Linked DNA regions of Mus musculus: region 1 is linked to region 2. A link is a loop called in an ENCODE intact Hi-C map of the cell type or tissue named here. Cell type or tissue: left cerebral cortex. All regions are shown on one strand. Region 1 overlaps Otud7a (OTU domain containing 7A). Region 2 has its middle 100 kb from the start of A26c2.

Region 1 (4,000 bases), 820 kb before region 2:
TATTAAGGCCACTCATGTGATAAATATATTTGAATTAAGAACCTGTAGTTCTTGGTCACCTGTAGATGAAGAATCAGTTATGATTAACAAGAGACCAGAGCCACGGAAATGAAGCCTTTGCTTTACTGGGATTGACGCTGTTTAGTTGGGGCTGAGAAGTCAGCTGTGATTAGTAAGACACCAGCATCATAGAGGTGAAATCTCCTGGAAGTATTTCTTCAGGGTCATCACACAGAGGCTGTGGTCCAGAGTGAGCCAAGGCTGCATCTCAAGCTGGAAGCTGAATGTGGTAACGTGTAAGAGTCTCCTATGATGCTGAGTTTCGTGAGGTGAAAGCTGCAGGGTTTGAAGGGGTCAAGGCTTGGCATCATGTGGCAGGGTCAGGGTCCCTGAAGAGAGGCCAGTGGAGGCCATTGGTGGATATACGGACCAACTGCCATGGAGACACCAGCATGTTAGAGATGCCAGGGCTGTGGTGTGAGCACCAAGGACAGCGGCAGACGTGGAACAGTGCTAGCCTGAGCCTATGGGACAAGCTGTGTGCACCGGATGGCAGTGGTGAAGTAGAGCTGCCCAGGCATTTCGGAGCACAGACAAGCATTAGTGAATCCCGGATGTTGGGTACTGAGTTAACAGTGTTGAAATCCGGTTTTTGCTTTGATTGTGAACGTACCTAGTGGTACCTCTTGGAATAAGGAAGTATGTAACTTAGTTTTAATTTTATCGGAGCCCACAGTGGAGAGACTTTGGATACTAAAGAAAACTTGAAGTTAATATGTTTGAATTTTTAAGGACTGTAGGACCTTTAAGGTCATATTATGTTCTATATTAATAGTAACAATTTTGGGGACAAACAGGAAAAGAGAGGTTATGGATTAATACTGATGTGTTTTTTTTTTTTTTTTTTTGTGTGTGTGTCAAGTTCAGAAAGGATACATTTTTGCTGGTTGGCTTTTTTTCCCCCCTTTTTGTTCAGCTTGACACAGGCTAGGGTAATCCGTGAAGAGGGAACCTCAGTGGAGAAAATGCCCTTATCGGATTTGAATGTAAGCATGCCTATGGGATATTGTCTTGATTGTGATTTATGTGTAAGGGCCAAATCCATAGGTGGTAGTACTACCCTTGGCAGGTGTTTCTGGATGGTATAAGAAAGCAAGGTGAGAAGGCTGTGTAGAGCCAGCCAGCCAGCAGCACTCCTCCATGGCATTTGCTTCAGTTCCTGCCTCCTGGTTCCTGCCCCAAGTTTCTGTCCTAACTTCCTTCTGTGATGGAGAGTTGTAAGGTGAATGACAGATTAACCACTTTCCCAAAGTTGCTTGCTTTTGGTCATAGTATTTATCACTGTAATAGAAAACTAAACTAGGACATGGCCCTTGGGGTGTTGAAGGTTTGAACTCCAGGGTGGTGCAGGAGAAGGCGGATTTGAGGGAGAGGGTGGAGCTTGAGGGAGGTGGGCCTATTTGGATCAAACCTCAAAATCCCAAGTATGGTTTCTACTGAACGTGTCTCTTCACAATTGTAGTTGAAAAGTCTGATTTGAAGTATTGTGAGTTGGGCCTGATTGCAATGATTTGATCTAGGTCTTTGCGCCCTGGATATTTGTCCCTGAAGGAGATTGTAGGACCATGGCCTTACTTTTAAAAGGAGAAACTTCTGGGCCCTAGCTATTCAGAGGTTTCTGACTTGATTCATCACAGTAACTTCCTTGGCCAGTGTATGCTGTATCAGATGGTCTGTCACCTACTTGATACATGTGTTTCCTGGTGCCCAGTCACCACCTACTCCTTCCATCTGTTACAGCCAAAGGCAACTTTTTAAAGTGATACTTGGTGGGTTCTCAAAGATCCAAGCCCTCAAGTTATTCTATGATAGAAGCCACTAAATGTAGTAATAATAGGTCCCTTGAATCTGAGGGACACTCCATGAGTTTCAAATGGCTCTTACCTTCCAGAGGATGCCACCCCCCCCTTCATCTTTAACTTTCTAGAGCCATGTCCACAAGACTCAGGGAACCTTTCCAACAAAGACTTGGCCAGCAGGACACATTCCTACCTATAAAGCTGCCTGGCTCCCTCTTAGGGGGCTGGGTTATATAATACCCATTGTGGAGGTTTGAATAAAATGGCTCTCACAGGTCCATAAGGAGGGGCACTATTAGGAGGCGTGGCCTTGTTGGAGGAAGTGCATCACCAGAGGGTGGGCTTTGAGGTCTCAGAAGCTCAAACCAGGCCTAGTGGGTCACAGTTCCTTTCCTGCTGCCGGCAGACCCAGATATGGAACTCTCAGCCGCCTCTTCAGCACCATGTCTGCCTGCCACGATGATAGTGAACTAAACCTTTGAACTGTAATCCATCCCCAAATGTTTTTCTTTACAAGCGTTTCCATGGTCATTGTGTCTCTTTACAGCAACAAAACCTTAACTAAGACAACTAACTACCTCACCCATCAATCCCCAGGGTTCTCTTGGTCTTGAGAATGGTTCTAGCCCAACTACATACACTTGTTGGGCAGGTGGCACATGACTTCAAGTCTTTTATACGTAGGGTTTGACGGGTGGTCATTGCTTATCTAGAGGTGCTGAGAGTCGGTCCACCCTGACTACTGCACTGGAGCCATGAAACAACTTCTCATATGATAAAATACAATATAAACCATGCTCACTACATAGGTAAAGAGTTCTATCAAGAAGGGAAGATGAGCTGCAGTGGTCCTACGACACTCCTGCCACTGGCTGGAATGGCATACACTGGGTCTCCCTGGGGTGTACTCAGGATCCCACCTGTCTTTGGTCCCAGTTGGGTGAGCATGGTGGGAGACATGAGTGTGGCAGCAAGTCCCAAGCACATCTTTCCCGTGGCCTTCTCCTGAGGCCTGAGAGCCACTGTGGTGCCATGGCCCCAGGAAGTGAGTGCCCTCTCCATTTCTTCTGTGAAGGCTCTCAAGACGTATATCATAGTTGCATCTTATTTATCAAGCAAATACATGTTGAAGAAACCATAAGCAGGAGTGGGGAGGCCTGCATTCATGCCCTCTCGTGCTGCTGGCTGGCCAGTGACCCACCCGAGCCTGTTCTGAAGTATGACCAGGCGCTGGGTGGGCTGACAATGGAAGCTGTTGACAAGTGGCCATGTCTCCTCCTACATAGCTCTTGTGTTGGCTCAGTGAGCAGAGCTTCATGCAGTGTACCTTCTTCTGCAGCAGCTCTCCATCATGTAAAGGCTCGAATGGGAAGCTACAGTGACCTTGAAGCTCTGACTAGTCCTCAGTGGGCGGTGCCTGTCTTAGTTACTTTGCTGTTGTTGTGATAAAACACCATGACCAATGCCTTAGAAAGGAAAGTGAGTAACGTGGCTTACTATTTCAGAGTGTTATAGTCCAGGCTGCAGCTGAGAGCTCACACCTTGATCCACAACCGTGAGACAGATCCAGAGCTCTGGGATTCACAAGCCTTTTAAAAGCTTAGAGCCTAACCCCAGTGACACACCTCCTACAACAAATCCATACCTTCTAATCTTCTGCAACAGTTCTGCCAACTGAGGACCAAGTATTCAAACGTGAGCCTTTGGGGGAATTCCCATTTAAACTATCATGATGCTTCCTAGCTTCCCTGGAAGCTCTTGAAGAAGGGTGTGCCGTGAGGGAAAAAGCCAGGACAGGCAAGTAGTCTGGCGTTATGGGTGGGATGGGGATGGTGACGCCAAGGGACCTCCTCCTCCTCCTCCTCCTCTTCTTCTTCTTCTTCTTCTTCTTCTTCTTCTTCTTCTTCTTCTTCTTCTTCTTCTTCTTCTTCTTCTTCTTCTTCTTCTTCTTCCTTCTTCTTCTTCTTCTTCTTCTTCTTCTTCTTCTTCTTCTTCTTCTTCTTCTTCTTCTCCTTCTCCTCCCCCTCCCCCTCCCCCTCCCCCTCCCCCTCCCCCTCCCCCTCCCCCTCCTCCTCCTCCTCCTCTTCTTCTTCTTCTTCTTCTTCTTCTTCTTCTTCTTCTTCTTCTTCTTCTTCTTCTTC
Region 2 (4,000 bases):
GCACACTTACCAGATGAAAGGGCACAGTCCTCCAGCAGGGACATGTTCTCCTCTCAGCAGAATTCTCACCTAGAAGTCCTTGGGGAGTATACAAGGCAATATTTACAGTATGGTCCAGGTGTGTGAAAGTGCAGCTAGTACTCTTCTTAGACACAAAATCAGCTGTGTACCAACCATCAGAGAGAGCTGGCTGCCATGTATATGTACATAGAGAAGGTAATTGATAGCCTTTCTAGGTTTGCTTGACAGAACTCAATTGTGGTCATTCAAAGGCCAGGGAATGGCACCAGATGAAAGAGATAAGGCACTTCTGAGGAAAATATGTCCGTCTAATAATAGCTGGCCTTAGTGATTCCTGCTAGGGGGAAATTGAATCTAGCTTAATAGTCGACTACAGAGCTTAGGATTTCCTCTGTCATTTAACTAGTGGGCAATGCTCTGTTGTTTTCTGACCAAGACCATGTCTGCCAGGCATGAGAATCACATTCATAGTCAGTGCTGGGTTCTGCCTCCTCAGTAGATATAATACCGAAAAATCAAATAGAACCAATGCTTATGAAGCAAGGAAAGCTTACATGACACAGTTTCAAACTAAGAATCCAATATGTGAGTCCCTCAATAATATGAGCAGGAACTGTCTCTATCTCTGTTGTGAGCTTTTGGAATCCTTTCCTATAGCTAGGCTGCTTTGTCTGGCCTCAGTGGGAGAGGATGCTCTTAGTCCTGTTGTCAGGACAGGGTAGGTGGGTACCCAGGAGGGTTCTTTTCTCTGAATGAGGGGAGGTATGAGCATGCAACTTGGAGGAGAGGAAGGAAGGGGCCCGCCATCAGACTGCAAAGTGAATAAATAAACAAATTAATGGAGGAAAAAAAAGACATTAGGTTTTGTTCCAAAGGGTTTGTGTTATAATCAATTGTGCTATGAATAGGGTCACAGTTAATCTTTGGACTGGTTCATGCTTGCTTACTTCTCCAGCATAAATCCCCAATAGTAAATCAGTGAGTTTAATTGGCAGCCTGTTCTCTGGACAGGCTGTATCAATACCTACTCCTCAGCAGTGTTTGAGGGCATGTTTCCTGTATGTTTAACAACAGGAGATAGTAGAAGAAGTAGACTTAACGTGCTGTATCTCTGTGCTTGCCTTGGATGCTAAGTCAACGGGTTCAACTGCTACAACTGCAAAAAAAAAAAAAAAAAAAAAAAAAAAGATGTTGCCATTTGTGTTTGTGTAACCATGTAACCATTGTGTTACCTCCAAAGGAGTAATTATAAAGTACACAGTTATCAAGGAAATTAAGTACTACTGTGTTGGTTCCAATGAGGTGTAGATACACAACACAACTGCCCATGTATTTGGAAAGAAGAAAAAATTCTCTTGAAGTATTTTCACAAGTCTGCTGCCGAGTCATGCTTCTAGTTTTGGAATTGCTTCCTTAGGTTATTTACCAGTGTCAGAATTAATATGAGGGCATTTTCCTCACCATAAAATATTCTTTTTATGTAACAATCTTGAACTTCTTATATTTTTACGCATGATTCTAATATTTTCTCTAAGTTTGCATGTGTTTTGTTTAAATGTATTTATAATGTCTGTTGGTTAGAGAAGTGGTCTCTGTTGCCCAGTCTGACCTCCAACTTTTGATGTTCATGTGATTCTCCTGCTTCCTGACCCTCACTTAGCCGAGACTTTAGGGTGTGTCAGCATTCATGGCTTGTGGACATTTTGTTTCAAGGCAGAAAGTTGAAAAAAAAACCAAAAACGTGTTTTCATGGAGCTGGAGAGGTGGCTCAGAGATCAAGAACACATTGCTGCTTTTGCCCAGGACCAAGTTCAGTTCCCTGAACCTATATATAAGGGTGAGTTGATGAGCTTTGCCTTGCTTCCAAGTCTGTGATGTCACAGGGATTTGGAGATATCATTGGGGTAAAATGTGCCGGAATTTGACTTAGATGGAATCCACAGCGTACACAGACTTGGGAAGGAAGTATTTCTGTCTACACTCATAGGCATATATTTATATTTTTAAATGAATTTACAGTGTTCATAAATGTATAAATATGTAAATACACATCTCAAGTAGATGCTTATTCTCTGGGCTCAGTTTTTAAAACTGTGTCTCAGGATAGGCTGTACAATAGCACCCACTTGTGGTAAATATAGCAATTGCACCCTTCTCTCAGAAGGACCATTCCCCAGTGGTTGATTGCTCTGTTGTCCTTTGTGAACTAAAAACAAACAAACAAACAAACAAAAACAAAACAAAACAAAAAACTGTCTGAGGTTTGGTATTGCGGGCTTCTGTACAGAGTACTGCAGTTGGACCTCTGTAAGAACACATGTGTGGGTTTGGCATCAGGACCGAAGCAATCAAGTTTTGGTCTTCTATACTCATGTAGTTCTGCCCATATGGAACTGGCCCTAGGGAGCCGTAGTAAAAAGTCCTGACCTGTTCACTGAAAAGAAGCTTCTGCAAAGACCTGCGTTTAGAACACTTCCACTTGTTGAGCATCTTTCCAGACAAAGGCTTCATTCTACATTATTTTCTGTGCAATGAACTCCTAGCAGTGCAGGTATAGAGGTTCGATTCTAAAGCTCTGGACTTAGACACCCATGTAGATGTGAAATGTCTGTAGACAAACCTGTGACCCTGCATGGGAAGTAGACAGAAGTCTGGCTGACCTTTGCCTAGAATGCCTGCTATGTCACCATCTGGGCGTCAGGCTGCTTGAGATCTAAAGTGAAAACTGCCAGGCCATCGTCCTCGTGGCCACCTCAGCATGGGCAGACACAAGGGAGTCCTGCATATGTGCATCCAGATGTTTTTATATTCACTTAGCAAGTTGAATATCCATCTGTATTCAATCATGCCCATCCTTTTCTCACATAAAAATGGATCTGTATATAAATGTCGATATGATGGAAGACTTGAGGCCTTTCAGAATACTGCAAGGGATTTCGTGTAAGTGAACATTTACTGCAGTAGAAAAACCTTTGCCTTAGGTGGCAAGTACAGCTTTGATATGCAATATGAAGTTTGCACTTAAATAGATATTCAAGCAAATTGATTTATTAATGTGGATGTGTAAACTGTTGACTGGGGAAGATGAACAAACACCAAGAAACCTACAGTTACACACCTGCAACGTGTTCTCATGCTGAGGGGTTTGGGGCCTGTGTGATTCTTTTGGCAACTCTGGAAGGTGAATTCTAATGGTTCCTCCCCCCCCCCCCCCAATCAGGGTAATGTTCTGTTAAATATCCCTGACCCAGTGTCATCACTCGATCTGAAGAAGGTAAATTTGGTTAGCAAAACTTACAGGACCAGACATTCTAGAAAGTGCTTAGAGAGGCCTGAAACACTGTGCCTGCCTAGGTAGATATTGCATCTGCTGGTTTCTCTGGGACAGAACTCAAGTTTGTTGCAGATTACCACTGGGGTGGTGCAGATAGTGTAAGTCGAGGTATAATTAGGATAACTATACAATTTTGGTAGGATAGTCCTGCACTGAGGATTGCCAGGGGCTGGGCCCTCAACCCTAAATGCAAGATCACACCACACCACACACACACACACACACACACACACACACACACACGCTTCTGTTCATCTGTCTGAAACCATCATGTCTATGGTTGTGCCTCTGAAAGCAGTCATTTTTTTGTGTATAATTTATCATTTTAAGGTAAGGAACTTTATTTAAGAATATTTAATTGTGGTTTTACTGGGGAAGAGGGGCAGTTTTTGTTGTTTTATCCAGTGAACCAACACCAGTGGCGTTCTACCTACTGAAAATGTTGCAAGCTGTTTGCTGACTCTGAAAGTTCAAAGGTAACTGCAGTAGACCTTACTGTTAATTTAGATTATGTAGAAGCTAATCAATGTGTATTGATTTAAAAAGCCAGAGTCCTTGAAAAAAATCAATATAAATATCATTTTCAGTCCTACTTAATTTGCATGATTTGACTACCCCCAATCTCCTACAATTGTTGTTTTAATC

What was found. A loop is a pair of places that touch in the nucleus more often than their neighbours do. Peaks named below come from ENCODE experiments on the same cell type or tissue, not always from the same donor. Only the 100,000 strongest peaks of a DNase experiment are listed, where the experiment ranks them.
Region 1: it touches region 2 in a loop (4-fold over the local background); 3 of 42 quality-filtered maps call a loop at or near these places.

The regions. Positions count from the first base shown.
Region 1 is chr7:63,741,087-63,745,086 of GRCm38, reverse strand. All of the region lies in intron 11 of Otud7a (OTU domain containing 7A), which reads right to left. Among named protein-coding and RNA genes, the nearest start is that of Gm39023, 110 kb to the left of the region's middle. In left cerebral cortex, no CTCF peak of the experiment used is centred here; DNase peaks (open chromatin) are centred at 1,774 and 2,014.
Region 2 is chr7:62,923,012-62,927,011 of GRCm38, reverse strand. No RefSeq gene overlaps it. Among named protein-coding and RNA genes, the nearest start is that of A26c2, 100 kb to the right of the region's middle. In left cerebral cortex, a CTCF peak has its summit at 2,161; DNase peaks (open chromatin) are centred at 1,915 and 2,116.